Regions from separate parts of the Homo sapiens genome. Here region 2 is linked to region 1. The links are chromatin loops, found by intact Hi-C in ENCODE. Cell type or tissue: HepG2. All regions are shown on one strand. Links, peaks and the distances in the headings refer to the core of each region. The heading gives the core; the rest is flanking DNA. Region 1 has its middle 120 kb from the start of MIR6817. Region 2 overlaps CRYBB2 (crystallin beta B2).

What was found. A loop is a pair of places that touch in the nucleus more often than their neighbours do. Peaks named below come from ENCODE experiments on the same cell type or tissue, not always from the same donor. Only the 100,000 strongest peaks of a DNase experiment are listed, where the experiment ranks them.
Region 2: it touches region 1 in a loop (11-fold over the local background); 18 of 110 quality-filtered maps call a loop at or near these places.

The regions. Positions count from the first base shown.
Region 1 is chr22:25,329,689-25,345,599 of GRCh38, reverse strand. No RefSeq gene overlaps it. Among named protein-coding and RNA genes, the nearest start is that of MIR6817, 120 kb to the left of the region's middle. In HepG2, for the core only: CTCF peaks have their summits at 11,331 (motif pointing right) and 11,980; DNase peaks (open chromatin) are centred at 8,449, 11,339 and 11,939.
Region 2 is chr22:25,231,848-25,247,583 of GRCh38, reverse strand. CRYBB2 (crystallin beta B2) reads right to left here. Exons shown (of 6, transcript NM_000496.3): 6 at 15,715-15,736. Among named protein-coding and RNA genes, the nearest start is that of CRYBB2, 20 kb to the right of the region's middle. In HepG2, for the core only: a CTCF peak has its summit at 11,572 (motif pointing left); a DNase peak (open chromatin) is centred at 11,553; H3K27me3 peaks cover 1,786 bases.

The sequences.
Region 1 (15,911 bases), core at 4,481-12,480:
GGAGGCTGAGGCAGGTGGGTCACCCCTGTAATCCCAGCACTGTGGGAGGCTGAGAGCAGCGGCTCACCCCTGTAATCCCAGCACTGTGGGAGGCTGAGAGCAGGGGCTCACCCCAGTAATCCCAGCACTGTGGGAGGCTGAGAGCAGGGGCTCACCCCTGTAATCCCAGCACTGTGGGAGGCTGAGGCAGATGGGTCACTTGGGGCCAGGAATTTGAGACCAGCCTGGCCAACATGGCGAAACCCTGTCTCTACTAAAAATACAAAAATTACCCGGGTGTGGTGACCACACTTGTAATTCCAGCTACTTGAGAGGCTGAGGCAAGAGAATCACTTGAATCCAGGAGGTGGAGTTTGCAGTGAGCCGAGATTGCACCTCTGCACACCAGCCTGGGTGACAGAGTGAGACTGTGTTTCTAAAAAAGGGGTGCTTAGAGAAATTTGGGGGTGGTGGTGGAAATATTCTGTATTTCAATTGTGATAGTTACATGAGTCAATAATTTTTAGAAAATTATACTAGGTTTTATTAGCTTCACCAAAAAGAGTAAACTTTACTGTAAATAAAAATAGAAATGTTTGAAATGTTTAAATGTTTTAAAATGTTTATTATGGGAGGTGGAGCCAAGATGGCTGAATAGGAACAGCTCCAGTCTACAGCTCCCAGCGTGAGTGGCGCAGAAGACAAATGATTTCTGCATTTCCAACTGAGGTACCGGGTTCATCTCACTGGGGATTGTCGGACAGCAGGTGCAGCGCACCGAGCGTGAGCCGAAGCAGGGCGAGGCATCGCCTCACCCAGGAAGTGCATGGGGTCAGGGAATTCCCTTTCCTAGCCAAGGAAAGGGATGACAGATGGCACCTGGAAAATCGGGTGACTCTCACCCTAATACTGCACTTTTCCAAAGGTCTTAGCAAATGGCACACCAGGAGACTGTATCCCGCACCTTGCTTGGAGGGTCCTACGCCCACGAAGCCTCGCTCATTGCTAGCACAGCAGTCTGAGATCAAACTGCAAGGTGGCAGTGAGGCTAGGGGAGGGGCGCCCGCCATTGCCGAGTCTTCAGTAGGTAAACAAAGCAGCCAGGAAGCTCGAACTGGGTGGAGTCCACCGCAGCTCAAGGAGGCCCACCTGCCTCTGTGGACTCCACCTCTGGGGGCAAGGTATAGCCAAACAAAAGGCAGCAGAAACCTCTGCAGACTTAATTGTCCCTGTCTGACAGCTTTGAAGAGAGTAGTGGTTCTCCCAGCATGCAGCTGGAGATCTGAGAATGGACAGACTGCCTCCTCAAGTGGGTCCCTGACCCCCGAGTAGCCCAACTGGGAGGCACCCCCCAGTAGGGGCAGACTGACACCTCAAACGGCTGGGTACTCCTCTGAGACAAAACTTCCAGAGGAACGATCAGGCAGCAACATTTGCTGTTCACCAATATCCGCTTTCTGCAGCCCCCACTGCTGATACCCAGGCAAACAGGTTCTGGAGTGGACCTCCAGCAAACTCCAACAGACCTGCAGCTGAGGGTCCTGACTGTTAGAAGGAAAACTAACAAAACAGAAAGGACATCCACAGCAAAACCCCATCTGTACGTCACCATCATCAAAGACCAAAGATAGATAAAACCACAAAGATGGGGAAAAAACGGAGCAGAAAAACTGAAAAGTCTAAAAATCAGAGTGCCTCTCCTGCTCCAAAGGAATGCAGCTCCTCACCAGCAATGGAACAAAGCTGGATGGAGAATGACGAGTTGAGAGAAGAAGGCTTCAGATGATCAAACTACTCGGAGCTAAAGGAGGAAGTTCGAACCCATGGCAAAGAAGTTAAAAACCTTGAAAAAAGATTAGATGAATGGCTAACTAGAATAACCAATGCAGAGAAGTCCTTAAAGGACCTGATGGAGCTGAAAACCACAGCACGAGAACTACGTGACGAATGCACAAGCCTCAGTAGCCAATTCGATCAACTGGAACAAAGGGTATCAGTGATGGAAGATCAAATGAATGAAATGAAGCGAGAAGAGAAGTTTAGAGAAAAAAGAATAAAAAGAAATGAACAAAGCCTCCAAGAAATTTGGGACTATGTGAAAAGACCAAATCTACGTCTGATTGGTGTACCTGAAAGTGATGGGGAGAATGGAACCAAGTTGGAAAACACTCTGTAGGATATTATCCAGGAGAACTTCCCCAATCTAGCAAGGCAAGCCAACATTCAGATTCAGGAAATACAGAGAACGCCACAAAGATACTCCTCGAGAAGAGCAACTCCAAGACACATAATTGTCAGATTCACCAAAGTTGAAATGAAGGAAAAAATGTTAAGGGCAGCCAGAGAGAAAGGTCGGGTTACCCGCAAAGGGAAGCCCATCAGACTAACAGCTGATCTCTCAGCAGAAATTCTACAAGCCAGAAGAGAGTGGGGGCCAATATTCAACATTCTTAAAGAAAAGAATTTTCAATCCAGAATTTCATATCCAGCCAAATTAAGCTTCATAAGTGAAGGAGAAATAAAATCCTTCACTGACAAGCAAGTGCTGAGAGATTTTGTCACCACCAGGCCTGCCCTAAAAGAGCTCCTGAAGGAAGCACTAAACATGGAAAGGAACAACTGGTACCAGCTACTGCAAAAACATGTCAAATTGTAAAGACTATCGAGGCTAGGAAGAAACTGCATCAACTAACGAGCAAAATAACCAGCTAACATCATAATGACAGGATCAAATTCACACATAACAATATTAACCTTAAATGTAAATGGGCTAAATGCTCCAATTAAAAGACACAGACTGGCAAATTGGATAAAGAGTCAAGACCCATCAGTGTGCTGTATTCAGGAAACCCATCTCACGTGCAGAGACACACATAGGCTTAAAATAAAGGGATGGAGGAAGATCTACCAAGCAAATGGAAAACAAAAAAAGGCAGGGGTTGCAAAATCCTAGTCTCTGATAAAACAGACTTTAAACCAACAAAGATCAGAAGAGACAAAGAAGGCCATTACATAATGGTAAAGGGATCAATTCAACAAGAAGAGCTAACTATCCTAAATATATATGCACCCAATACAGGAGCACCCAGATTCATAAAGCAAGTCCTTAGAGACCTACAAAGAGACTTAGACTCCCACACGATAATAATGGGAGACTTTAACACCCCACTGTCAACATTAGACAGATCAACGAGATAGAAAGTTAACAAGGATATGCAGGAATTGAACTCAGCTCTGCACCAAGCGGACCTAATAGACATCTACAGAACTCTCCACCCCAAATCAACAGAATATACATTCTTTGCAGGACCACACCACACCTATTCCAAAATTGACCACATAGTTGGAAGTAAAGCACTCCTCAGCAAATGTAAAAGAACAGAAGTTATAACAAACTGTCTCTCACACCACAGTGCAATCAAACTGGAACTCAGGATTAAGAAACTCACTCAAAACCACTCAACTACGTGGAAACTGAACAACCTGCTCCTGAATGACTACTGGGTACATAACGAAATGAAGGCAGAAATAAAGATGTTCTTTGAAACCAATGAGAACAAAGACACAACATACCAGAATCTCTGGGACACATTCAAAGCAGTGTGTAGAGGGAAATTTATAGCACTAAATGTCCACAAGAGAAAGCAGGAAAGATCTAAAATTGACACCCTAACATCACAATTAAAAGAACTAGAGAAGCAAGAGCAAACACATTCAAAAGCTAGCAGAAGGCAAGAAATAACTAAGAGCAGAACTGAAGGAAATAGAGACACAAAAAACCCTTCAAAAAATCAGTGAATCCAGGAGCTGGTTTTTTGAAAAGATCAACACAATTGATAGACCTACAAACCACTGCTCAATGAAATAAAAGAGGATACAAACAAATGGAAAAACATTACATGCTCATGGGTAGGAAGAATCAATATCATGAAAATGGCCATACTGCCCAAGGTTATTTATAGATTCAATGCCATCCCCATCAAGCTACCAATGACTTTCTTCACAGAATTGGAAAAAACTACTTTAAAGTTCATATGGAACCAAAAAGCCCGCATTGCCAAGTGAATCCTAAGCCAAAAGAACAAAGCTGGAGGCATCACGCTACCTGACTTCAAACTATACTACAAGGCCACAGTAACCAAAACAGCATGGTACTGGTACCAAAACAGAGATATAGACCAATGGAACAGAACAGAGCCCTCAGAAATAATGCCGCATATCTACAACCATCTGATCTTTGACAAACCTGACAAAAACAAGAAATGGGGAAACGATTCCCTATTTAACCAGTGGGGCTGGGAAAACTGGCTAGCCACATGTAGAAAGCTGAAACTGGATCCCTTCCTTATACCTTATACAAATATTAATTCAAGATGGATTAAAGACTTACATGTTAGACCTGAAACCACAAAAACCCTAGGAGAAAACCAAGGCAATACCATTTAGGACATAGGCATGGGCAAGGACTTCATGTCTAAAACACCAAAAGCAATGGCAACAAAAGCCAAAATAGACAAATGGGATCTAATTAAACTAAAGAGCTTCTGCACAGCAAAAGAAACTACCATCAGAGTGAACAGACAACCTACAGAATGGGAGAAAATTTTTGCAATCTACTCATCTGACAAGGGGCTAATATCCAGAATCTACAATGAACTCAAACAAATTTACAAGAAAAAAACAAACAACCCCATCAAGAAGTGGGCGAAGGATATGAACAGACACTTCTCCAAAGAAGACATTTATGCAGCCAAAAGACATGAAAAAATGCTCACCATCACTGGCCATCAGAGAAATGCAAATCAAAACCACAATGAGATACCATCTCACACCAGTTAGAATGGCAATCATTAAAAAGTCAGGCAACAACAGGTGCTGGAGAGGATGTGGAGAAATAGGAACACGTTTACAATGTTGGTGGACTGTAAACTAGTTCAACCATTGTGGAAGTCAGTGTGGCGATTCCTCAGGGATCTAGAACTAGAAATACCATTTGACCCAGCCATCCCATTACTGGGTATATACCCAAAGGATTCTAAATCATGCTGCTGTAAAGACACATGCACACGTATGTTTATAGCGGCACTATTCACAATAGCAAAGACTTGGAACCAACCCAAATGTCCAACAACGACAGACTGGATTAAGAAAATGTGGCACATACACATCATGGAATACTATGCAGCCATAAAAAATGATGAGTTCATGTCCTTTGTAGGGACATGGATGAAGCTGGAAAGCAAGCAAACTATTGCAAGGACAAAAAACCAAACACTGCATGTTCTCATTAGGTGGGAATTGAACAATGAGAACACATGGACACAGGAAGGGGAACATCACACACTGGGGCCTGTTGTGGGGTGGGGAGAGTGGGGAGGGATAGCATTAGGAGATATACCTAATGTTAAATGACGAGTTAATGGGTGCAGCACACCAACATGGCACATATATACATATGTAACTAATCTGCACATTGTGCACATGTACCCTACAACTTAAAGTATAATTAAAAAGAAAAGGAAAGAAAATCTCACTGTTACTGTTTTTCAGCTCCCTGAGTCCATTCTTTAGGTTTGGACTGGTGAGTTTGTTTCTCACATCAGAAAACCAACATTTCCTTAGAAGACAAAGAAAGGTGGTCTTACCTGGGCATCATCATCATCATTGTCATCATCACAATCATCTTCACTTGGTGGTAGGCATACTAAAGTCAGGTTGTCCTCAAGAGAAGCTGGGAGGACACAGAGGAAAGATCAGTGCCCTGGTTGTTTGTGACTGTGAGTCACTCAGGGAGCTTTCCTGGATGTGGTGTAAGGAGGTGGTTGATTAAATAGCATGGACTGAGTTGATGCTGGGCTATTCCCCTGGGTGGAAGAGGGATGGCAGAGGAGGGGAGCAGGAAAGACATGAGACATGGGGGCCTTGTCCTTGTACTAGAGGCATCATGCAGAAACACAAAACAGTCAACCCCAAATGGAACTAAAGCACACACTAAGGGTCAATGGAAGAGTGCCTTCCTCCCTCTCAAATGTTTTGAAACTCTTCTAAACCAACAGCATTTTCTTAACATATTCAAGATCATGTCAGTACACTAGAATCCAATTATGCTGGTACTACATGCACCATCTCTTTTAAAGGATTTATTACTTAATTAAAAGCCTATTTTATTGGTAAAATGGATCAATTTTACCCAATTTACTCTATTGTATTAATCACACATTCTTTTCCGTAAAGATCATTTTAAAAATTAAATATTAAAATGCTACAATTAAAAATAGTCATGAGTTCCTCTTTGTAAGTCTTCTTCTGGAACCAGGGTGTGTGCACAAAACCTACTCTGTGTCACTCTCCCTGAGGAGATTCCCTAAATATCAGGCTTCATTCAAACAGGCCAAGTTCACAGAGCCTTCTCTGCCTACACCAGTGAAGCTGAGAGACGTGACTTTGAACACTTTCTGCCAGGAGGATAAGTTTCCAGGTTCAAATACACATGATCTACTGAAATGAGGAAATGTATACCAGAAGAAATGAACAAATTCAGGAAAAAATATCCATGAGTATAGGGGTGATTTTTTGGTTAACTAGCTTACATAAAAAATTTTTTTATTTTATGCCTGTTCATTCAGAAATACAAAATATTGGCATGAGAAATCACAAATTTGGCCAGGCGCAGTGGCTCATGCCTGTTATTCCAGCACCTTGGGAGGCTGAGGCAAGCAGATCACGAGCTCAAGACATTGAGACCATCCTGGCCAACATGGTAAAACCACGTGTCTACTAAAAATAAAAAAAATTAGCTGGGTGTGGTGATATACACCTGTAGTCTCAGCTATTCAGAAGGCTAAGGCAGGAGAATCACTTGAAACCGGGAGGCTGAGGTTGCAGTGAGTGGAGAGCACATCACTGCACCCCAGTATGGTGACAGAGTAAGACTCCATTGCAAAAAAAAAAAAAAAAAATCAGATTTTTATCAGTCATGATAAATGTAACTTATTAGCTGTCAACCTAGATTCTAGAAAGTAAAGAAGGTACAAATAAGTTGAAAGGCATACCGTATTCATGGATAGGAAGACTAAACATGACTAACACACAATACTACACAATGATCTATAGACTCACAACAACTGCTATCAAACTGGCAACAGCCCTCTGTGCAGAAATGGAAAAGATAATCCTAAGACTTCAGTGAATTTTTATGTGGCTCAAATAACCATGGTAACATTGAAAAAGAATACTGTTGGAGGACACACATTCATGAGATGGAAACTTACAAAAAAAAAAAAAATTTAGCATGCTTCTAGCATGGGGGCACCCATAAGTATAGAATTGAGAGCCCAGAATTAAATGCACACATACAGAGTCAGCTGATCTTCAACAAAGGTGCCAAGAATACACAATGAGGAAAGGAAAGCCTCTTCCACAAATGATGCTAAAACTGCATATTCTCATTCACATGAAGAAATGGAATGCTGACAATATGCTCAAGGTTGTGCTTCTCCCTCCATTTCCAAGACACTGGAGCTTCTGCAGTGAGCCCAGAGTGAATTTTCATTCCGTCCTCCATGCCCAGAGAGATGTCTTGATACCAGAGGTAAACAGCAAGCACAGACAAATGAATGTGCTGCCATGAAACCTAACAGTTCATAAGGTGAGGATCCATTTCTCCTGTGCATCTGGGCACACCGCAGAAGAATTCTGTCTCCAGGATTAAGTGACTCCCTGTGACAGAACTGCATCCCAAACCAAAGACATTTTGCAGTGGCAGAGGCAGAAAAGAGCAGGTGTTCTCAGAAACATCTTTAAATAATGAAGAAGAGGAGATCGAAAACTCAGGATACTCAAAAGCCCATAAACATAGTACTTCTCACCACAATGACATTAAACTCTGAAAAGAACAAACAGCTTTTATTTACTTTTTCTCTTTCTGCACCCTCCTCAGCCTCCCAAGCAGCAGGTATAACCTGAAAGTTGCTGGAAATGCTGTTTTATTAGATCCCACCTGAAGTCTTCTTGCCTACCTGGAAAGGTATCCTCTTCCCTGCTGAGATTCTCCAGAATCCACTCTTCAGAACCAACAACATGAGGATAAGTCAGTGAGAGGTGCACTCACTTCTACTCCAGGTGAAGACACACTGGCTCACACAAAATCTCCTGGTTGGTCCTCTGGTTCACACACATTTCTACAGCCCCTCTTCTCATAGCTATACACTTGCAGAATCATTTGCTCTCACCACACCCCCAGTATTTTTAATAGGAACCCAGATTGAGGTTTCTATATATTAAAGCCAGCAAGTTTGTTTCTCAGAAAGTTAGTTCAAAGTACGTACCCTGGATAGGTGATGGTAAAATCTGCAATGAGACAAAAGAAGATTCTATGAGGATCAGATCAATTCTGCTGCACCCCTTACACAGATCAGTTAGTCTCTTGATGACTTCAGAAAACTAGTTGTGAAACTGGTTGAGTCAAGGTTCAAAGAGCAAACATTCTAGCATGGAGGACACCTGTGGAAAAGACAAGAGCTTTTCCCACAGAATTTCTTTGAAGTTGATTTAGATTGGTAAATGCACAATGCCTAATTCAAAGAGGAAAATTGGTGTGGAGGAAAATGCCTCTGCATTACAGTTGATGATGGATGCTGTCATTTAAAAACATCCTAGTGTGTCACGTATTAGATGGGAAGACATTCCCACTGAACTCCATCCTCACAAAGAGAATTGTGTATTTGTATTTTATATGCCTCATCATATTAAGTGAAAATTAATTGAGAAGGAAAGAAATCAGGTTAAGGAAATAATGTATACAGTGATCCATTTTTAAGACAAAGTGCCTTGAACTGGTTCAGGTCAAAAAAGTACAGAAGAAATACTAGGCTCCTGGTTGGACAGGCAATGTCTGCTTGTTGGGCCCCCCTTCCACACTACTTAGTTCCCATCACTTGAACAAAGAAGTTTAGTCTAAGTTGAAAGTTTACTAGCCTGCAAAATACCTCACTTTGTCTGTTCTTACCAGCCTGCCCAGCTACTAAGGTCATAAGTCAAATACTTGAACAGCCCCTGAGCTGACTAGGATTGCAATGCATTGTGGGCTGCAACAAAATGCAGTTAAGACAACCATAAAAATAAAACCTAAAGCTCCTACCCAACAATCAATATGCGACAACCTGGGAAGATTGTGACCCCATAGTACGCAGCCTCTGAGGAACCAGGGGAGGGACTTGCACACTAGGGGATAAACTGCTTGTTGAAATTGTTCTGGGTGTGTCTGCCCATCAGACACTCGACCTTGCAAGACCATCATTAAAAGTCTCACTTTTTCTGTTCTGCAGGCCTCTGAGTCCATTCTTTGGGTGTGGATGGGTGAGTTTGCTTCTGACATCAGGAAAGCAACATTTCCTTAGAAGGCAAAGAAAGGAGTCTTACCTTGGTGTCATCATTGTCTTCCTCACTTGGTGGTAGAAGTTTTAAACTCAGGCGGTCCTCAGGGGGACCTAAAAGGACACGCAGTTAATGTCAGTGCGCTGGTGGTTGGAGACTGGGAGTCCCTCAGGGAGCTTGCTGGATGCGGCACATGGAGCGTGGGACTGAAGATATTGAGACATCTCAGAGAAACAACTGTGTTCAAGTAGTGAGCATGAGGGAGTCTCACCAGATACCTTGCATCTTAGCCAGTGCCCAGACCTAATAAGACTCTTGCATTCCCAAGTCCCAGAAGATACTAACCAATCAAAAATCAGGGCTTTGATGTTTGCTGTGACATAGGAAAAACTGGTCTTGTGGAAAGGTAACCATTAAACACCAGAGCAAGAAAAAAAATGGTTACAAACACAGCACATAAAGTCCATGGACATGTATTGTCTCATCTCTATCTTACTAAAATACAAAAGGAACAAGTCAGACTTCTACGCATATTTCCTTCGGTTCTGACTTCATTGCCCTTTTCCTAGGTTCCAAACCAACAGGTGTCACCCAACTGCTCCCAGAGATCCTCCTAGAGTATCATTCTCTACCTGCAGATCTGCCTCATTGCAGCTGCCCTCATGGATGGTGTCCATTGGCCAATCATTAAGAGACAAAAACTCTGCAAGAAGTTATTCCAGAGAGCAACTCGCCCAGCCTCCTACTGCAGGTGAGGCCACACTGGGTTACACATCACTCTGCCCTTTCCTCGGTGTTGTCAGACTCTCCGTGGTCTCTGTGGAGTCAGAGGTCTGTAAAAAGGCATTGCTCACACTTGCCAGCCTTCGATTGAGAAAGAGAAACTGAAGGAACCACCTTTCAACTTTTTCCTTCCACTGGCCCATTACAGGTCTCACCTCCAATCTCACAGCCCTGAGATTCCCACTTTCATGTGCACACTTTGAGTTAGAGGAGTTCAACAATCGGTCCCTCAGCCAGGCTCACAGCAGATGTGAAAGAGCATTCTGCGGGGATGGAAATCTCTCCGCTTCATTAACATAAGGCTGCTGGGCCACTGCACGGTGGCTATTGTGATGAGGTTCTGAAATTTTTTTTTTTTTTTTCGAGACAGAGTTTCATTCTTGCTGCCCAGGCTGGAGTACAATGACATGATCTCAGCTCACTGCAACCTCCGCCTCCCGGGTTCAGGTGATTCTCCTGCCTCAGTCTCCCGAGTAGCTGGGATTACAGGTGTGCACCACCACACCCAGCTAATTTTTGTAGAGACGGGGTTTCACCACGTTGGCCAGACTGGTCTCGATCTCCTGACCTCAGATGATCCACCCGCCCCGGCCTCCCAAAGTGCTGAAATTATAGGCGTGAGCCACCATGCCCGGCCCTGAACTTTTAATTGTAAATATTTCAATGTATTTAAATGAGGGCCGGGCACGTTGGCTCATGCCTGTAATCCCAGCACTTTGGGAAGTCGAGGTGGGCGGATCATGAGGTCAGGAGATCGAGACCATCCTGGCTAACACCATGAAACCCCGTCTCTACTAAAAATAAAAAAAAATTAGCCGGGCGTGGTGGCAGGCGCCTGTAGTCCCAGCTACTCGGGAGGCTGAGGCTGGAGAATGGCGTGAACCCGGGAGGTGGAGCTTGCAGTGAGCCGAGATCACGCCACTGCACTCCAGTCTGGGCGACAGAGCGAGATTCCACCTCAAAAAAAAAATACGAGGCGGCACATATATGACTGAGAACCACACTAGACGGCACAGGAGATCCAGACATGAGGAAGACATGACTCCCCTCCCCTGGTGTTTTCTTGCGAAATAGTTTGCAGCTCTGCTCCTACCATACGTTTATGGTTACTTCCTGGGCATCTGCACAAGTGCCAGTCACTGTGTGGGGCTGGGGATATGACAACAATGAGGACAACATCCAGGTCCAGAGGGATTCCAGCAGGGGGCGCACGTGCACACAGGGGAAGAGCGTGGCCCTGCACAGCCTGTCTAGACAGGATCAGCGCAGCAGGAACCGAGGGGCAGGGGTACCTCACTGTCCTCAGGAGCTCAAGTTCATCTCCAGGGACCCTGACTCAGAAGCTGGGGCAGCCTCCAGGATTGGTGTAGGGCTCAACAGGCTGGACAGGCTGAGAAGGGAACATTTCCACAACTAAGCTAGATCCCACCCCAGAGGCGACCTAGAACTCATCCCAGGGATGTGTTCATTACAATGCCCATGGGGCCTAACATGTTCGCCCCAGGACTGAGCTCTGGGATAAGGACTAATGAGGAAGACACAGTCACTGCCCTGGCAGAAAACACCCATAGCCAGGGTTCCTCTATCCACCCTGTGGGAAGACACAACACAGACTTTGACACTGAAGATTCCAAACCTTCTATAAAATAAGTGGAAACTGATGTACTCTGGATTCTAAGAAGAGTTGCAAGGATGAGCTGGACTCTGGAATCAGTCCCCATCCCTCTGCTGAGCTCATGGTGCACTGGCACTCGTGTCCCTCCTCACCTCCCCTGCTACTCGGGAGTGCTGCAGCTACAGGCCCAGTGCTAGGGGGCGCTGTCCAGTTGAAACACGTCAGCCAGGCACAGTGGCTCACGCCTGTAATCCCAGCACTTTGGGAGGCTGAGGCAGGTGGATCATCTGAAGGAGTTCAAGACCAGCCTGGCCAACATGGAGAAACCCCATCTCTACTATAAATACAAAAATTAGCTGGGCATGGTGGTGCACGTCTGTAATTCCAGCTACTCAGCAGGCTGAGGCAGGAGAATCACTTGAACCTGGGAGGTGGAGGTTGCAGAGAGTTCAGATCCTGCCACTGCACTCCAGCCTGGGCAACAGAGTGAGACTCTGTCTCAAAACAAACAAACAAACAAAACAACAAAAACACATTTCTGGGCCAGACAACCCTTGGTCAACAGTGTCTCCTCAAGGACCATTCCTCAAGTGACTTCCAGAAGAGGTGAAAAAGAAAAACTCATCTGTCCCAGCCCCAGGAAGATCAGGCCTGGGACCTGTGTCCTGACCCTGAAGTCCATCCCTGCTGATTTGTGTCCTGTCTGCTCCGTGTCAGAGAAGTGGGGACCTGATTCCTGTTCTGCCCCCCAACCAATTTCTGCTGGTGTCACTGCCATCATCACATACAGATGGAGAAGACAAGAGAAAGCAATGAAACTCCATTCTTGAGGCATTTAGGATGATGTCCATGCCATGCTTTCGGCAGACAGGAAGGCCAGGTCCTGTTCACTCCTACTCAGAAGGGGTCTAAGAGATATGAGTACTAACTGTGATATTTCTCCTCTGCTCTTCCCTTCCTTTTTTCTTTTTTTTTTTTTAAGACGAAGTCTCGTCCAGTCACCCAGGCTGGAGTGCAATGGCTCAATCTCGGCTCACTGCTACCTCTGCCTCCTGGGTTCAAGTGATTCTCCTGCCTCAGCCTCCTGAGTACCTGGCATTACAGGTGCCCACCACCACACCCAGCTAATTTTTGTATTTGCAGTTGAGACGGGGTTTCACCAGCTCGGCCAGGCTGGTCTTGAACTCCTAACCTCAGGCAATCCACCCACCTCGGCCTCCCAAAGTGCTGGGATTAGAGGCTTGAGCCACCGCGCCCAGCCCATGTCTTCCGTTTCTTTACACTGTGTGCGTCCATTGAGTCAGTGGCTGCTCATGCTCACACCAGCCCCCGACAGTGGGACAGTCCATCATGGGGATCAGTACATGGTGAGCGCTAAGCCTCACTAACGTAGCGATGCAGGAGGTCTCCAGTGAGATTGATGGGCACCAGGCTAACAACAATGTCCTCTGAGTTCTGATGTGGCACTGGCCCTTGTCCGTCTGCTATGGATTGGAGCTTTTTTTTTTTTTTTTTTTTTTGAGACAGAGTTTCACTCTGCCACTCAGACTGCAGTGCAGGGGTTCGATCTTGGCTCACTGCAACCTCCACCTCCCAGGTTCAAGTGATTCTCCAGCCTCAGCCTCCCAAGTAGCTGGGATTACAGGTGTGTGCCACCATGCCTGACTACTTTTTGTATAAAAATACAGGCTTTCACCATGTTGGCCAGGCTGGTCTCAAACTCCTGACTCAGGTGATCGGCTGTCTCAGCCTCCCACCGTGCCCGGCCATGGATTGGAGCATTTCTAAGGCTTGAGGTACTCATGTTACTAAATACAATGCAATATCTTCCTGATCCTTCCCTGCTTTGACCAAGTGCTAAGGAATGATCGCAGCACTGACAGATGTTGACCTGCACTATTCCATGTGATCCCTTACACTTCTCAGAATCTGTGAGCTGACCAGAAGCCTGTGGGCTTTCTATGTATATTTCACAGTAATGTCCATGCCAACGTCTATTGTTCCGTGTACCTTTTGCTACCCAGGGTTATGTGACCAATGGGGCCCCATTTGATGATGGGCAATGTTTGGCACGCTTATAGGCCATCCACTACCACTACCAGGGGCACACATAGGTGCTGGAACTCCCTGGTGTAGGGTCATATCACCAAGCCTGAGTGCTGACACAGTTAAGTAATACAGACCATCAACATCGGGACCCATTTCTGGGTTCACTTTTGCCTTTTCCATTCAGGAGGTCAAAATCTGGGTTCATTCCTTTCTGCACTCTCTCCATATAAGGAGTAGGGATATTAAACTGACCTTCAGGTACAGCTGTGGTGAGGGAGTAAAGAGGTCATTTATGTAAAGTGTATGGTGGTGTTGAAGTTTTTCTTCCTTTTTATTAGAAGAATGACATGACTCGGGAGGCTGAGGTGAGAGAACCACCATAGGCCAGGAATTCAAGAAAACTGACACTTGCACTGTGCTGGGCATGCGGGTCCACATTTTAGGGGAAAAACACACATTTACAAACACATTCACAATCACTACACATTAATTCATCCCTAGCTAACTCCCAACCCTCATGCACACAAACCCACACCATCTAAATGATACGGCTGTTTCCAGGGACTCCAGTGGATGATGACAGTTCTTCACTGAGCCATCTGTTTCTCACAGTGCACTCCAGGTCCTCACTCCTATCAGGAACCTGAGGCCAGGCAGGCTCTCCAGACAAAAGCAGGGAATAGAGCCCCCCACAACCCATCACTTAGATTTGTATCAGCAAGGGAGTGGTCTTAGGATATATACGGTGTTAGAGAAGAGAACAAGACACACTCGGGCCTGTCGGGGCAGGGGAAGGGAGAGCATCTGGATAAACAGCAAATGCATGCAGGGCTTAATACCTAGGTGATGGTTTGACAGGTGCAGCAAACCACCATGGCACACTTTTACCTATGTAACAAACCTGTACATCCTGCACATGTATCTCAGAACTTAAAAAAAAAAAAAAAAAAAACAAGTTAAAAAAGAAACGGCCGGAGTAGGCAAATCTACAGCAATAGAAAGTAGATGAGTGGCTTCCTATCGCCAGAGGTGTGGGGGTTGGAAAAAGAGAGGAGTAACCACTAATGGATACAGGGTTTCTTCGTGGAGGAATGAAAACGTTCTAAAATGAGATTGTACAATGGTTGCACAACCCTGTAAATACAGTAAAAACACTGAATCACCCACTTTAAATGGGTGAATTGTTTTGCATGTCAACTATTTCTCAATAAAGCTTTTTTTAAAAATAATAAATACATACGGTAGGAATTTTGGGCAATGGGTTTTCATGGAATATTTGCAAGTCCATGTTGGCTGGCAAATACAAAATTATTTTTCAAGAAGAAAAAGTTGCTACTAAAAAATATGCTCACTACCAGACAGTTTGTAGGTAATGCTGTCATTTTTTACTGTCATCATCAATTAGGCCTCAGTTGTTCATAAACTCATGGCTGGTCACTAGAGTCCATGACCAACTGAAGCTTGATCAACTGAAGCTTGATTGACAATGGCAATCAAAAATGATATTCACTTGATATTCCCCCCACCAAGAAAATTGTCTTAGTCATCTGTTATGTATATGGTCAGACTTTTATGTCTTCATTTCATTAATAAGGGAAGAAGCCCCAGAAAAAAAAAAAATTCTCTTCCAGATGAAGGAATGCATCTCACCATTTCAGATAACACCTCCTCCGCAATATCAAGCGCAATATCTTCCAGGTCCAGAACAGAAGCTAGGAGAACATAGAGTAATAGTCAGTGCATTGGTGCTTCTCAGGAATCCCACTAGGAGCCTTGGGGGATGTGGGGACCAGCGCTGAAGTCTATGGAGGTGGGTGGTTGACAAGCATGGACTGAGCTGCTGCTGGACCATTCTCTTTGGTGTGGAAGGAAAGCAAAGGAGAGGAGGAGAAATGTGAAATATTAGCGTTAAGAACTGATTAATACAGAAAGGCACTGTATGGTTCTGTGAGAGCATCTCCTCACACCTCCTGCCCATTTGAAGGTCCAGGCCAATCCCCTCATTTTTCAAAATGTTACAAGACCATTTAATTCTGTGGATTTACATATCCTGCTACTACATTTATCACCTATCGTGTTTTACTTTTTAAATTATGGTGAAGCATACATA
Region 2 (15,736 bases), core at 7,463-15,462, 100 kb after region 1:
CAAGCCGTGCAAAGCATAAGATGCATGAAGGAGATGAGAGAATTTCTTGTGGGTTATTGCCTGGAAACAGCTTTTAGCTTTAGACATGCAAGGATGAGCTCCTCTCCTTTGTGCTCTCCTGGCTCCAATTTGTCTGGGTCTGAGTAGAGTGGACTTTATCCTGTATCTGCAACTTTCATAGCACCATGGGGTGATCAAGAAGGCAGTTTCCCTCCACTAATCTGACAGTAGCACAGCACATTCTGCAGGCCATTCAGCTAGGGCCTCTTACCAGTGCCATCCAACAATCCAGAACAAACCAGCATGGAGGGTACAGTTCCCTGGGCATTGTCCCTTTGCATCAAATGGAAAATCCAGTTTATGAGAAGAGGAAATTAGCTTCCTTGTCCCCACCCCGGGCCCTGCATTTTCATTTGTGCTGGGCCCCACAAATTATGCAGCTAGCCCTGATAGTAGTAATGGATTGTAACACACAAAATAGGAATACTGCGGGTAGTAAATACACCCCAAATTCCCCCCACTTTCTCCTCCCTGAACTAACAAAAGGAAGCAAGGAGGTTAGGATTCACCTGTATCTGTGTGTGCATGCGTGTATGCGAGTGTATGGGTGCTCACACATGGGTACACAGAAAAAAGAAATCTAAAAAAATTTCTCTCCTATTTGTGACCCCATATCTTTTTTTTTTTTTTTTTTTTGAGACAGGATCTTGCTGTGTCACCCAGGCTGGAGTGCAGAGGTGCAATCTCGGCTCACTGCAACCTCCACCTCCCAGGTTCAAGAGGTTCTTGTGCCTCAGCCTCCCGTGTAGCTGGGACTACAGGTGCACACCACCATGCCCAGCTAATTTTTGTATTTTTTGTAGAGCCAGGGTTTTACCACATTGGCCTGGCTGGTCTCGAAGTCTTGGCCTCAAGAGTTCTACGTTTCTAACAGAGTTCCATTTCTAATAGAGTTGCTACATATAATACATGTCAAATATTTATCTAATACATATGCACATACTACATGCATATGCATTTGTACGGGTGTGTTTTAGGCACCCAGGTCTCACTGCTTGCCAGATAACAAAGCCCTTCCCTGTGGACCTCTACTTCCCCATCTATAAAATGGGAGACTTCATCCCCTTCATCCCTAACCGTTTATCTGAGTCTGTCTCATGTAGAAGGTGGAGGCAAACACCTACTTTGCATGATTTGTCCTAAATTTTCACCTCCCTGTCTGCAATCCTGCTGGAAATCCCATTAGTGACCCCATCCACTATCCTCTTTGGAAATGTCCTTATCCCTAGTATGAATATCCCTAATTCCCTACAGTTTTCAACCTGGGGTGATTTTGCTCCCAGGCGATACTTGCCAATGTTTGGGCACATTTTTGGTCATCACGTGTTGGGGGTTGCTACTGGCCAACTGGCTGGTAGAGGCCAGGGGTGCATTTAATATCCTGCAGTGCACAGGGCAGCCCCCACCACACATCAAGAGGAGTGAAGTTGATTGCGAGGCCGAGGAGGGCAGATCGCTTGAGCTCAGGAATTCAAGATGAGCCTGGCCAACATGGAGAAACACCATCTCTACAAAAAATAAAAAAGTTAGCAAGGCGTGGTGGTCCATCTGTGGTCTCAGAGACTCAGGAGGTTGAGGCAGGAGGATCACCTGAGCCCAGGGAGGTTGAGGCTGCAGTGAACCCTGATGGTGCCACTGTACCCCAGCCTAGGTGATGTGAGACCCTGTCTCAAAAAAAAAAATGGTGAAGTTGAGAATGAGTAGCCCTGCCTAGAATGAAAGCATTTATTGGATACTTTTCTTTACACTCTCTAGACTGAGATGCTTGGAGCGTTCTGGTGGTACCCAAAGTAGGAGGAAGCATTACAAGTTTAAAAATGGAGAAATTATGTTTTTATGCAGCAGCTGGGCACCAGGCTATGGATTCATCACTTTGTAGGCCACATCTCCTGCCAAGCAAGCCACATGCACCCTGTTTCCAGATGAGAATGTTGAGACAAGGTTGGTTAAAACACGCAGTTCTGAAGAGTTATTGTAACAGATTCTGGAGTCTGTGCTCTGGAAGGGAGGAATGGGGGTGGTCACTAACTCGAGGAGAGGGAAGCATTTGTGCCTGAACAATGAGAGTTGTTTTCAGATGAAGAAATCGGCACATGTTGAGAGAACAAGACAAGCTTTTTATCCGAGTGCTTGATTTTCATTACAATGACAGGTGTCTCCATGGCTTCGTGCTTGGAAGTGACTAATTCTAAGGAGTCTTTCCTGTTGGTCAAGTCCTAGTCTCTGGGTTTGACTACTCATTCATTCGTTTGATCTTTCATTCATTCAATAAATACCTATCAAGCCTCAACTATATACTGTGCTCTGTGGATATATTGAATGCAAAATCAGGCCTGGCCCTTGCCCTCATAGAGCCTAGGAAAAGAGATGGAAATGAAATCAAAGAACTAAACAAATACATATAGAGCAACATGTGTGATTAGGGCTTCCAAAGAGAGGTGAGCAAAGCAGAAAATTGCACATCAGAGGACTGGCCTGGCCATGGAAGCCACGGAGGATGCTGGGCTGAGATCTGAAGACTGCATAAGAGGGATACTTACGTCAGGTGTAGTAGGCTCACACCTGTAATCCTAGCACTTTAGGAGGCTGAGGCAGGCAGATTGCTTGATCTGTCAGGAGTTTGAGACCAGCCTAGCCAACATTGTGAAACCCTGCCTCTACTAAAAAATACAAAAATTAGCTGGGCATGGTGGTGTGCACCTATAATCCCAGCTACTCAGGAGGCTGAGGCAGGATAACTGATTGAGCCCAGGAGGCGGAGGTTGCAGTGAGCCAAGATCATGCCACTGCACTCCAGCCTGGATGACAGAGCGAGATTCTGTCTCTAATAATAATAATAATAATAATAATAATAATAATAATAGGGATAATTAGGCAAACTGGGGGAAAATATGTTTCAGGAAGAGAAAACAGCATGTGCCAGAGTCCTGTGGCTGGAGGACTCATCAAGGGTACACAGGACAGAAAAAAAAGTTTATATACATGGTAGGAAGCTAAAGAGACAAAGCAAGGGCTGGTCCACACAGGTCTTGTGAGTTAGTAATTAGGATTTGTATCCAGAGGGTGAAGGGGAGCCATGGCAGGTTTAAGCAGGAGGGTCTCATGATCAGATTTGCATTTTGTGATCCCTCTGACTTCTGCGTGGGATTTTTAGGGGGACAGAGGGGGTGCAGACAGACCTGTGAGAAGTGCTGCTGGGGTTGTGTGAACAAGAGAGGATGCGGGCCTGGATCAGGGGATTGGTGAGAAGTGTGTGAATTTAACAGAAATTCATTAGCTTAGATGGGTGATGGAAGTTCAGGAGAGCTGCATGAAGAACTCATACACCCTTCTTTTGGGATCTCCTTCAGGGCTGCCCTGCCAAGGCTCCCAGATGCCTGTGACTATCACCAATCAACTCCCCTGCTCGAGACGGGGAGCAAAGATTTGGTTTTAGGAAGCCACTATTGTGGTGGACTGTGGCTCCCACCTGGGCCTGGCTTCCAGCCCGGATTCCCTGCAGAGCCTGTCCAGGGCAGCCACAGGACGCCTGGACTCTCAGCCCTGCACACTCAGGGGGCTTCAAAGGCCACAGCAAAGGGGAGGCCCAGAAAGAACTATTTCAGGCTTAGTTTTTTCTTTTTCTTTTTTTTGTTTGAAACGGAGTCTCACTCTGTTGCCCAGGCTGGAGTGCAGTGGCGCAATCTCCGCTCATTGCAAGCTCCGCCTCCCGGGTTCACACCATTCTCCAGCCTCAGCCTCCTGAGTAGCTGGGACTACAGGTGCCCGCCACCACACCTGGCTAATTTTTTGTGTTTTTAGTAGAGACGGGGTTTCACGGTGTTAGCCAGGATGGTCTCGATCTCCTGACCCGGTGATCCACCCGCCTTGGCCTCCCAAAGTGCTGGGATTACAGGCATGAGCCACCGCGCCAGGCCAGGCTTCCTATTTTTAAAGCCGGGGTCAGGGTGCCCTGCCCACCACCAACATTTCCAGTACTGGAAGCTTCAAAAACTTCACCTCCCGCCAGCCCAGCACCAGAGACAGGCTCTGTGCACAGGGCTGTGCAGTGACCATGGGCAGCCAGGAGAGAGGCCTCCAGCATGGTTGGAGGAGGTTTTGGAATGCTGTGGTGCAAGGAAAGCCAGAGAGACTGACCACCCTGTGTGGGATAGAGCCCTGGGTTCAAACCCAGCTTTTTCATTTTCCACCAGCATGGCCTTGAGCAAATCATCTCCCCCTTCTGAGCCTCAGGGGCTCCCCTAGAAAATGGGAATAAGCCACAGGTGGTCATAGGTGGAAGCGTGAGGACATCAGCCAGCAATCACTTAATAAATGCCTCCTGTGAGCCTGTCATGGTACGCGGTGGTGGTAATGCAATTGTGAACAAGATGTGCTTCACTGAGCTTTCATTCTAACAGGGAAACCAACATTAAAGAAAAATTGAAGGCTGGGGGCCGTGGCTCATACCCATAATCCCAGTGCTTTGGGAGACCAAGACGGGAAGATTGCTTGAGCTGAGCCCAGGAGTTTGAGACCAGCCTGGGCAACATAGCAAGACCCCACCTCTATAAAAAATAAAAATAAAAAATTATCCGGGCATGATGGTGCACACCTGTAGTCCCAGCTACATGGGAGGCTGAGCCAGGAGGATCACCTGAGCTCAGGAGATCAGGGCTCAGTGAGCTGTGATGGCACCACTGCTCTCCAACCTGGGCAAGAGTGAGACCCTATCTCTAAAAAGAAGAATATAGTTTGCCTCCTGAATATATAATAATGATGAATATAAAGTATGCCTGGAAGAAAAGGAGGATTTGGCCAATATGTGGACCAATCTTTTGGACAGAAACTGCTATCTCGGGAAATGGCAGCGTGAGCCACCTGGTTGATGTTTCCTAATTCCTGGATTAATGGAGAGAAAGAAAATTTATGCCCAATCCACTCAATGTTGCCTTCTTTAGTGAAAAAATAATAATAACTTTATGAAGAAACAGCATTAACTATAAACTGGTCTTGGAAAATGAACATATCACCCACCTATTTTCATGAAAGAAAGATGCAGAAAGGCGAACAATTTAAAGAAATACAAAACCCAAAGGCAATGGTAGCCAGATGCAATGGCTCACACCTATAATCCCAGCACTTTGGGAGGCTGAGGCAGGAGGATCACTTGAGGCCAGGAGTTCAAGATCAGCCTGGACAACATAGCAAGACCCTATCTCGGCAAAGCAATGGTTCTCAAACTTGGGTTTACAGTTGGGACACCCCTCCCTCCCAAATTGTGATTCAGTAGATCTAGGGTAGGACTGAGAACTTGCATTTCTTTTTATTTATTGAGACCCGTTCTCACTCTTTTGCCCAGGCTGGAGTACCATGGTGTAATCATAGCTCACTGCAGCCTTGAACTCCTAGGCTCAAGTGATCCTCCCACCTCAGCCTCCTGAGTAGCTAGGACTACAGTTGTGCACCACCACGCCCAGCTAATTTTTTTTTATTTTTTATAGAGATGGGGTCTTACCATGTTGTCCAGGCTGGTCTCGAATTCCCGGCCTCAAGCGATCCTCCCACCTCAGTTTCCCAAAGTGTTGGGATTATAGGCCTCAGCCACGGCTCCTGATCAGAACTTGCATTTCTAACAAGACCCCAGGTGATGCCAGTGATGCTGGTTTGTGGCTCACACACTGAGAACCGCGGCTTCAGGGCAGCTGGGAATGCCTTTGGGGATTCACTAATATGAGCCCTGCTTCACTGAGTCTCTTTCCTCACAAGGGGAGCCAGGAAGCCCTCGACAGCCTCTTAGGGGCAGAAGGGTCTGTTTTTCAGCTTCGTGCTGGGAGGAACTTGGGGCAGCCTCTGAGCTCCTTCCCATCCACATCCCCAGCCAGCTGCTTCATCACTTGGGAGGTGATGGTCAACCTGCCCAGCACCTCAGTCTCACCTTGATAGAAACCAATTCCATTGCTGTAGCAGAAGATGGGTGGAGTGGAAATCCATATTCCAGGGGATTCTGAGGCAGGCATCCCATCCTGAGCACGCATGGTTCTCCCCACTGGATGAGATCTTATCTGAGAGAGAGAACGTGCTCCTCTCCATCTGTGTTTTTTTTAAACCCTCCCCACCACTCCGCTCACCTGGGTTGACTCTGCTTTGAAGACTCACTCCTGGTGGTTTTCTTATTTCAGCCCAGGGTGCACCAAAAAAGCAAGAAAAGTTTTGTTCCTCCCATGTCAAGGTCCTGAGACTCACTCCACACACAGAATGATCCTGTTTTCCAGAAAAACTTGAAACACCCCAGAGGCCAGCGATGGCCAAGGAAGTGCAGAAAATCCCTCTCCTAGGGCAGGTGACTGTGTTTTCAGCTTCTCCCGAGAGCAGTGACTGCATCTCCACTTCTACTTTCCAAGGCCTCCTCACAGATGGGGCATTTTTTAGAGTCAGTGCCAGTCAGGAGTGAGAGGGACCGAACACAGCACCCTTCGAGGACTCATGATGATGAAAAGAGAAACTTCCTGGAAATTAAAAAAACAAACAAACAAACAAACAGAAAAGCACAAAGCAAACAGTAACAATTGCCTAAATGGCCCAGACCACAAACTCACCATTTTTAATAATCTGGCATGTTTTCCAGTCTTTTTTCTATGTGCATACTTTGAAAAAATTATGTAACTCATATATCAAAATCATTAGCGTTTTGTTTAGAAAATTGGATAGCAGCTATGTTAAATCTTTCTGAAAAAACAAACAAACATTATGTTTATTTGTGTCTATTGCCAGATAAGCTAAAGGAAATGTCAGCAAACCATGGCTTGCAGGACAAATCTGGCCGAATACTTCATTTTATACAACCCACAAGCTAAAAATAGTTTTTACGTTTTTCAACGGTTGGGGAAAAAATCACAGGAAGAAACTCGCGTGTTCTCACTCATATGTGGGAGTTTAAAAAGTGGATCTCACGGAGATAGAGAGTAGACTGGTGATTACAAGAGGCTGGGAAGGGAAGGTGGGGAGGGAAGGATGAAAGAGAAGTTGGATAATGGTACAGAAATACAGTTAGGTAGAAGAAATAAGTTCTTGTATTCAGGCCGGGCACTGTGGCTCATGCCTGTAATCTCAGCACTTTGGGAGGCAGGGGCAGGTGGATCGCTTGAGCTCAGGAGTTTGAGACCAGCCTGGGCAACATGGTGAAACCCTGTCTCTACAAAAAATACAAAAATTAGCCAGGCGTGGTGGCACGTGCCTGTAATCCCAGCTACTCAGGAGGCTGAGGTGGGAGGCTTGCTTGGGCCCAGGAGGTGGAGGTTGCAGTGAGCCAAGATTACGCTACTGCACTCCAGCCTGGACGACGCAGCGAGACCCTGCCTCAAAAAAAAAAAAAAAAAAAAAAAGTTCTTGTATTCAATAGTACAGCAGGGAAATTATAGTTAACAATAACATCTTATAGATTTCAAAATACCCAGAAGAGGAAAATTGTGTTGGGTAATGTCCCCAACACAAAGAAAAGATAAAAGATAAATGTTTGAGGGGATGGGTATCCTGATTACCCTGACTTGATCATTATATATTGTATACGTGTATCAAAATATCACATCTACCCCAAAATATCAATATATTTTAAAATGTAAAAAGTAATAAAAAATCTGTGTAATACATGACAATGAAATTCAAATTTCAGCGTTCATGAAGTTTTACAGAGGTACAGCCACACCCATTCATTTACCTACTGCTGCTTCTACGTGATGCCAGCAGGGTTGAGTAGTTGCCAGAGACCATATTGCCCCCCAAAATGTGAAATATTTACTACCCAGTTCTTTACAGAAAAAGTTTGCCAACACCTACTCAAAGTCTGGTCGGTGGTAATTGTTTGTTACCAATCTGCGATGAGATAAACACAGAAATTGAGAGTAAGACTTTAGAAACTTTTGGCTGGGCATGGTGGACTCACCCCTGTAATCCCAGCATTTTGGGAGGCTGAGGCAGGAAGATCTCTTGAGGCCAGGGGTTCAAGCCCAGCCTGGGCAACATAGTGAGACACCCCCATCTCTTAAAAAAAATAAGACTTTGAATAATTTGACAGTCTGTTTTGTTAATTAAAAAATTTAAAATTGGGGATGATTGCTGTATTTTCATTTTGCATTTCTGATAATTGATTTTTGTTGTATTCTACTAACTTTTCAGTCCATAAGGTATCAAAAAAGGTGAAACACAAAAACTGATCCCTCACTACAGATAATGTGCATTTTAAAAACATTCTTCTAAAAACCAAATATTGTTCTGTAACTTGCCTGGTTTTCTTTTGAGATGGAGTCTCACTCTGTCACCCAGACTGGAGTGCAGTGGCACAATCTCAGCTGGCTGCAAGCTCCACCTTCTGGGTTCACACCATTCTCCTGCCTCAGCCTCCCGAGTAGCTGGGACTACAGGTGCCCACCACCACGCACGGCTAATTTTTTGTATTTTTAGTAGAGACGGGGTTTCACCGTGTTAGGCAGGAAGGTATCGATCTCCTGACCTCGTGATCCGCCCGCCTCAGCCTCCCAAAATGCTGGGATTACAGGCATGAGCCACCGCGCCTGGCCTTTTTTTTTTTTCTTTTTTTACCTCCGGGAATGTTTCTGAGTTATGCCCGTGTTGAATATGTAAGGTCTTGTGTATCCGTTTTCTCTGTTGCATGATGATATTATTGCATGCTGATTATTTACTCATTCCCCTTCTCATGGACATGTAGGTTATTTCTAGTTTTTTGCTAGCGCAGACAATGCTGTTCTGAGCATCCTGAACCTATCTCCTGGTACAGATGTGGGAGAGATTTTCCAGGGTAAACACCCAGTGAAGAAATAGCTGGGTCTCCAGATTTCTGCATCTTCAATATTACTAGAATCTGTCAAATTCTAATTTTTGCAAAGTGATGGCACCAATTTACATCACTGCAGAAGCGCTTCAGAGTTTTTGTTCCCCAATCCTTGCAAACATTTAGTATTGGCTGATGTCTGAGTTTGGGTTTAAAATTATTAGCTTTGAGCAAGCTTCAGACCTTTGTAAGCATTGAGGGGGAGGCGAGAGGTTTTACCTTTTCCCCCTCCCTCCCGCTGTATCTCCAATTTCCTCCAGTTTCACCTGCCTGCCCACCCCCCGCCCCGCCCCCGCCACCCCCTCTGAGCTGACCTGGCCTGGGGCTGCGCCTGGACCTGATTTTCATAAAACCTCCCTCCCAGTTCTCATGCACACCCCACGGCTCAGCATCTTGGGTTCTCTCAGCTCCACTAACCAGGGGCTGCCCTAGGAGGGAGCAGGACTCCCTGGCAACAGGTGACAAGGTAGGCTTGACAGGCAGGCTCCTTTGCTTTGTGTCTCTGGTACATGGAGCAGTGGCAGCGTGGAAGAGATTCCCCAATCACTATTCAATGAATGAATGAAGAGCGAAAAGGCAACTAGGCTGTCATTTATTGAGCAACTACTTCGTGTCAGCTCGGTGACCAGGTGTCTGAGAATTACCAATGGAATAAAAACCCCCGTATGGCCCTTGGTCAGATGAGGAAAGAGAGTCTCAGAGAGGTAAGGTCATTTGCCTGCCGTCACAGGGTCAATGAGTAGGAGATCTGGGACTTGACTCCAGTCCTGCCTGACTCCAGGGGCCTCTGGCTCCACTGCCTGACTTGGGGCTGTTTTCACTGCCTCTCTTAGGGCTGCCCTGTGGCTTCCTACCTGTTTCTGCCAGACTCCAGCCCACTTCCCAGGGACTAGTCTGGCTGCTGAGTCCGGCTCTCCAACACCAAGAACTAGTTGCCCTGAAACCCAAGGCTCATACAGATGGTCAGGAGGGCCCTCCGCAGGCTGCTTAGAGACAGCGTCTGTCCACCTTCATAAGCCCACCTGCTCCAGCTGCCCGTCCCTCCACCACATCAGGCTAGGGGATGAGGTTGGGGCCTGGCTGAGTGGCTGCATCTGGGATTGAGCTGACCCTGGGGACATGACAGTGAGGAGGAGAGGAAGGAGAGAAGGTGGAGGTTGGAGAAAAGTGGGGCTGCAGAGCAGGAGAAACCATAGGACCAGGAGGAAGAGCAGGGAAAGGGCAAAGAAGAAGAGGGAAGCAGAGGAAGGGCGGCAGGAGGAAGATGGGAGTGCTCAAGAAGTTTATAGGAGCCATTGGTTTGGACTGAGCTCCTGCCCTAGGCCCCACAGACCAAACCAAAATGGAGTTGCTCGTGCTTACGTGCCACACCAGCAAGCCCAAACCAAGGTGTTTGCCCTGCCTTCCAGTTTCAGCCGATAGGAGAACGAAGTTCCCTAGGATTTAACCTTTACAACGAAAGTAACTTTGAAAGGACCATTCTGCTTTATTGTTCTCTGTGTCTTCTTCCTTCTGCCCATTGCCATCTGTAAAGAAATCTCTTCTGTTCAACTCATCTGGACACACATTCTACTTTACAGAATGAGGTGTTGCCCAATTCTAGAATGGCAAATAGAAGTCATTTAAGGGCTGGGCGCGGTGGCTCACGCCTGTAATCCCAGCACTTTGGGAGGCCGAGTCGGGTGGATCATCTGAGGTCAGGAGTTCAAAACCAGCCTGACCAATATGGTGAAACCCCCTTTCTACTAAAAATACAAAAATAAAAATAGCCGGGGGTGGTGGCATGTACCTGTAGTCCCAGCTACTCCGAAGGCTGAGACAGGAGAATTGCTTAAACCCGGGAGGTGGAGGTTGCAGTGAGCTGAGATCGTGCCACCGCACTCCAGCCTGGGTGACTGAGCGAGATTCCATCTCAAAAACAAAAACAAAAAGAAACAAACAAACAAAAGTCAATTAAGGCCTTTAAACTAAATTTGTTGTAATTTTGTGACAGGAATGAATGAGTTGGTGAATGAACATGTGGAAGGGGTTTCCATCCAGGCCATCTGGCAAACTCCTACTCCTCTTACAAAACCCAAGCCTCCTCCTCCCGGGAGCCTTCCCTGCTCCCACCCCGACCCCCACAGCCACCTCTGAGCACTTCTCACACTGCGCTCCTTTACCCAGGGCCTTGCTGTGTGCCTGGCTCTGCCCTAAACTTCACAAGCGTCATGTCCTGGACTCTTCACTGCAATCCTCTGAGCGGCACTATTATTGCTCCCATTTTAGAGGAAACTGAAGCACGGAGCGGTTGCTCTGTCACCTACCTGAGTGGCGGGCTTTGCTCCGCGGCTTCCAGTGACATCGTGAGTGAGAAAGCGCTTCGGAATCTTGGAATAACCTTCCTAAGGCAAAGAATGGTTGGTGGATTTGATTTTTTTTTCTCCCCCTCCCAACAAGTTTTGGAAAGCAAGGCTGCAGAAAGACACGGGATTCTAGAGGCCTGCCCAGGCACTGTCAGCGGCCCAGGGGCAAGACTGTCTGAGCTCCAGGCCCTCTGAGCCTCAGTTTCCCTACTGAGGGAGGCGAGGCGCGGAGGCCCCGCCCAGCGTGGGCTGCCCGCCTGTGACTGACGGCGCTTGCCTCCAATCAGGGCCTGCGCAGCTCGGGCCGCCCGGCCAGGAGCCCCGAGGATGACGTTTTGCTGACACCTGGTGGCTGCAGGGGAAGTGTCGCCTTGAGGACGGGAAGAAAGGGCCAGCGAGGACGGACAGGGCACTCTCTAGGAAAGTCACCAGGAAGGCTGGAAATCCGAGGTCAAGGCTTTGGCAGGGTCGGGTCCCTCTGGGGGCTGCGAGTGATAATCTTCTCCGTGTTTCTCTCCTAGCCTCTGGTGGGTGGCCGGCAATCTGCGGCACTCTTTGCCTTGCAGAAACATCACCCCATCATCTTCACATGACATTCTCCCTGTGTGCGTGGCTGTCTCCAAGTTTCCCATTTTCATAGACACCAGTCACATTCCATTAGGGGCCCACACTACTCCAGTGTGATCTACTCTTAAAATAACTAATTACATTTGGCCGGGCATGGTAGCTCACACCTGCAGTCACAGCACTTTGGGAGGTGGAGACGGGAGGATTGCTTGAGGCCAAGAGTTCGAGACCAGCCTGGGCAACACAGTAAGACACCCCCCCACCCCCCAAATCTCTACATAAAATAAAAAATAAAAAAGTTAGCAGGTGTGGTCACACACGCCTGCGGTCTCAGCTTCTCCAGAGGTTGAGGCAACAGGATCACTTGAAAGCCCAGGAGTTGGAGGCTGCAGTGAGATATGATTGTGCCACCACACTCCAGCCTGGACAACGGAGTGAGACCCTATCGCATAAAAAAAACTGCACTTGCAATGACCCAGTTTCCAAATAAGGTCACATTCTCTAAGGTATTGAGGATTAGGATTTCAGCATATGAATTTGGGGGGTTCTCATTCAACCCATAATAATCACCATTGCTCTACTCTCCAACTATTACAATCCCCCCAGAGTGAGAGCTTCTAGGGGCAGGGAATCTGTTTTACTTTGTATCCCTACTCTGCCCAGTTCCAGGAGTGAAATAGGCACTCAATAGATATTGATTGAAGAATCAATGAAGAAATGGATGAGAGTAACATTTATTTAGCACTTACTAATTTCCACCTTTATGATAATCATTTTAACCACTTTAACAGGGTTTTCCATGTGCCACCCCCCCCCCCATCTCTGCATTCCAGCCACCACCGTGCCTTTGTGGAGTTTCTCAGAGCTACCAGGCTCCTCCCACCACAGGGCCTTTGCACGTGCCACTGTCATCAGGACACTCTTCTTTGGCCTCTTTACCCTTGCAACTTCTACTCCTCCTTGAGATCTCAGCTCGAGTCTTTTCCTCAAGGAAGTAGCTTAGACTTGTGCAGATTCTGTTTTTTAACTTTTATTTTAGGTTCGGGGATACATGTGCAGGTTTGTTATAAACTAGTGCCATGGGGGTTTGCTGTAGATTATTTCATCACTCAGGTACTAAGCCAAGTATCCAAATAGGCACTCAATGGGTATTGATTGAAGAATGAATGAAGAAATAGATGATAGTAACATTTATTGAGCACTTACTGGTTTTTTTTAACATTATTTATTTATGTATTTATTCATTTATTTTTGAGATGGAGTCTCACTCTGTCGCCCAGGCTGGAGTGCAGCGGCTCGATCTCGACTCACTGCAACCTCTGCCTCCTGGGTTCAAGCAATTCTTCTGCCTCGGCCGCCCGAGTAGCTGGGATTACAGGTGCCCGCCACCACACCCGGCTAATTTTTTGTATTTTTAGTAGAGATGAGGTTTCACCGTGTTAGCCAGGATGGCCTCGATCTCCTGACCTCATGATCTGCCCACCTCCGCCTCTCAAAGTGCTGGGGTTACAGGCATGAGCCACCTTGCCCTGCCTTTTTTTTTTTTTAATATTTTAAGTTCTGGGATACATGTGCAGAGCGTGCAGGTTTGTTACACAGGTATACATGTGCCATGGTGGTTTGCTGCACTCATCAACTCGTCATCTAGGTTTTAAGCCCTGCATGCATTTGGTATTTGTCCTAATGCTCTCTCTCCCCTTGTCCCCCACCCCATGACAGGCCTCTGTGTGTGATGTTCCCCTCCCTATGTCCATGTGTTCTCATTGTTCAACTCCTACTTATGAGTGAGAACATGTGGTGTTTGGTTTTCTGCTTCTGTGTTAGTTTGCTGAGAATGATGGTTTCCAGCTGCATCCATGTCCCTGCAAAGGACATGTACTCATTCTTTTTTATGGCTGCATAGTATTCCATGGTGTATATGGAGCACTTATTGGTTTCTACCTTTATGATAATCATTTTAATCACTTTAGCTCATTCAACAAGGTTTTCCACTTTTCCAAATGTGAGGGGATGCTTCTAAGTGGAGTCCTGAAAGGTCAAGAATACCTAAAACATTCCTGAAGAATCATATTATAGGGCAGTGGTCCCCAAATGTTTTGGCACCAGGGATCGATTTTGTGGAAGACAGTTTTTCATGGGCTGTGGGCAGGGGACACATTAGATTCTCATTGGAGCATGCAACCTAGATCCTTTCCATGTGCAGTTCACAATAGGGTTTGCACCCCTATGAGAATCTAATGCTGCCGCTGGTCTGACGGGAGGCGGAGCTCAGGCTGTAATCCCCACCTCCTGCTGTGCAGCCCCCATTCCAGGCCACCGGAGGCCCGGGGGTGGAGGGCCTATAAAATCACCCCACCTGTGGGGAAGGGGATAGATCAGCAAGGTGACACTGCACCACAGTGCAGGAAATGGACCCCTTCATGAATGATTTTAGGACACTGGACGTCCAAAGTGGAAAAAAAAGAAAAAGAAACTGAATCTCTACCATACACTACATACAAGAATCAGCTCCAGAGGGATTAAGAACGCAAATGTGAAGAGCAAAAGTTTTAAAAGTTTAGGGGAAGAAAATATATTGGAGAATTTCTTTGTAACCAGGGATTAGAAAGAATTTCTTCAAGGTTGGCCAGGGGCAGTGGCTCATGCCTGTAATCCCAGCACTTTGGGAGGCTGAAGCAGGCGGATCACAATTTCAGGGGTTCAAGACCAGCCTGGCCAACGTGGTGAAACTGCGTCTCTACTAAAAATACAAAAATTAGCCAGGCATGGTGGTGCATGCCTGTAATCCCAGCTACTAAGGAGGCTGAGGCAGGAAAACTGCTTCAACCCAGGAGGCAGAGGTTGCAGTGAGCCAAGATTATACCACTGCACTCCAGCCTGGGCAACAGAGCAAGACTCTGTCTTGGGGGGAAAAAAAAAAAAGAAAGAAAGAATTTCTTCAAGGAGATTTGAAAGGCATAAACCCTAAAGGAAAATATTGCTGTTTGACCACATTAAAATTTAAAATGTCATCAAGAGATACCAAAAACAAAGTGACAAGAGGCTGTACCCAGGAAGCGGATATTTGCACTACAAATTAACCAACAAAAGCTGAGTCTAAAGACAGAAGGCCTGCAGCATCTTGTTTCAGCCCCATCGCAACCGCGTTAGGAAGGTACTATTTCTCTCCCATCTTCCTGAGTAGAAACATCAAAGCTCTGAAGGCAAAAGGACTTGCCTGAGCCTCTATCCCTGGCCAGTGCCCCAGAACAGCAGTGTAAACCCAGCCTTCATTCCCAGATCATTGCATCACCTTGAGCCTGGCTACAGCCAAGATCCTCACAGCTCAATAGTCTCTTCCTCATTGAAGTAGCTTAGAGGTTGCGTAGATTCTTCAATTACTAACAGTTGCCCTCAGCCATATGATGAATGAATGATCACACTCACAAACATGGCATTCTGACCTCTCCGGGCTGGAGTGGGGGTTTCAGGGTTCTTGGCTTCTCTTGCAGATCCAAAAAGACCCCCAGACTCAAGGGGACAATGTGATAATGTGAGATTGACGGGCAGTGGATATGTTTTTAAGGGCTGGGGCACCCATCACATGCCCCTGAGAGTGACTGTGCTCAGCAACCAGCATGTAACAGGGAGCTCAGGAGCTCAACCAAGCCAGCCACTCAGAGGCAAGGGAATTGCAAGTCAGGTGAAGAAACAAAGGCTCAGAGAGGTTGGGCACTGTGTCCAAGGTCACACAGCTAAGCAGCTGCAGAACCGTAAGACTCAGTAAGGGTTCTGTTGCCCTACTCCTAGCACAGGTACTTGCTGATTCTCATTTCTCTCTCGCTGTCACTCTCTCTCTCTCTCTCTCTCTCTCACACACACACACACACACACACACACACCAGCTGCCAGGGGAGATCAAAGACCCACAGCAGACAAGTTGCAAGTCACACTTTAT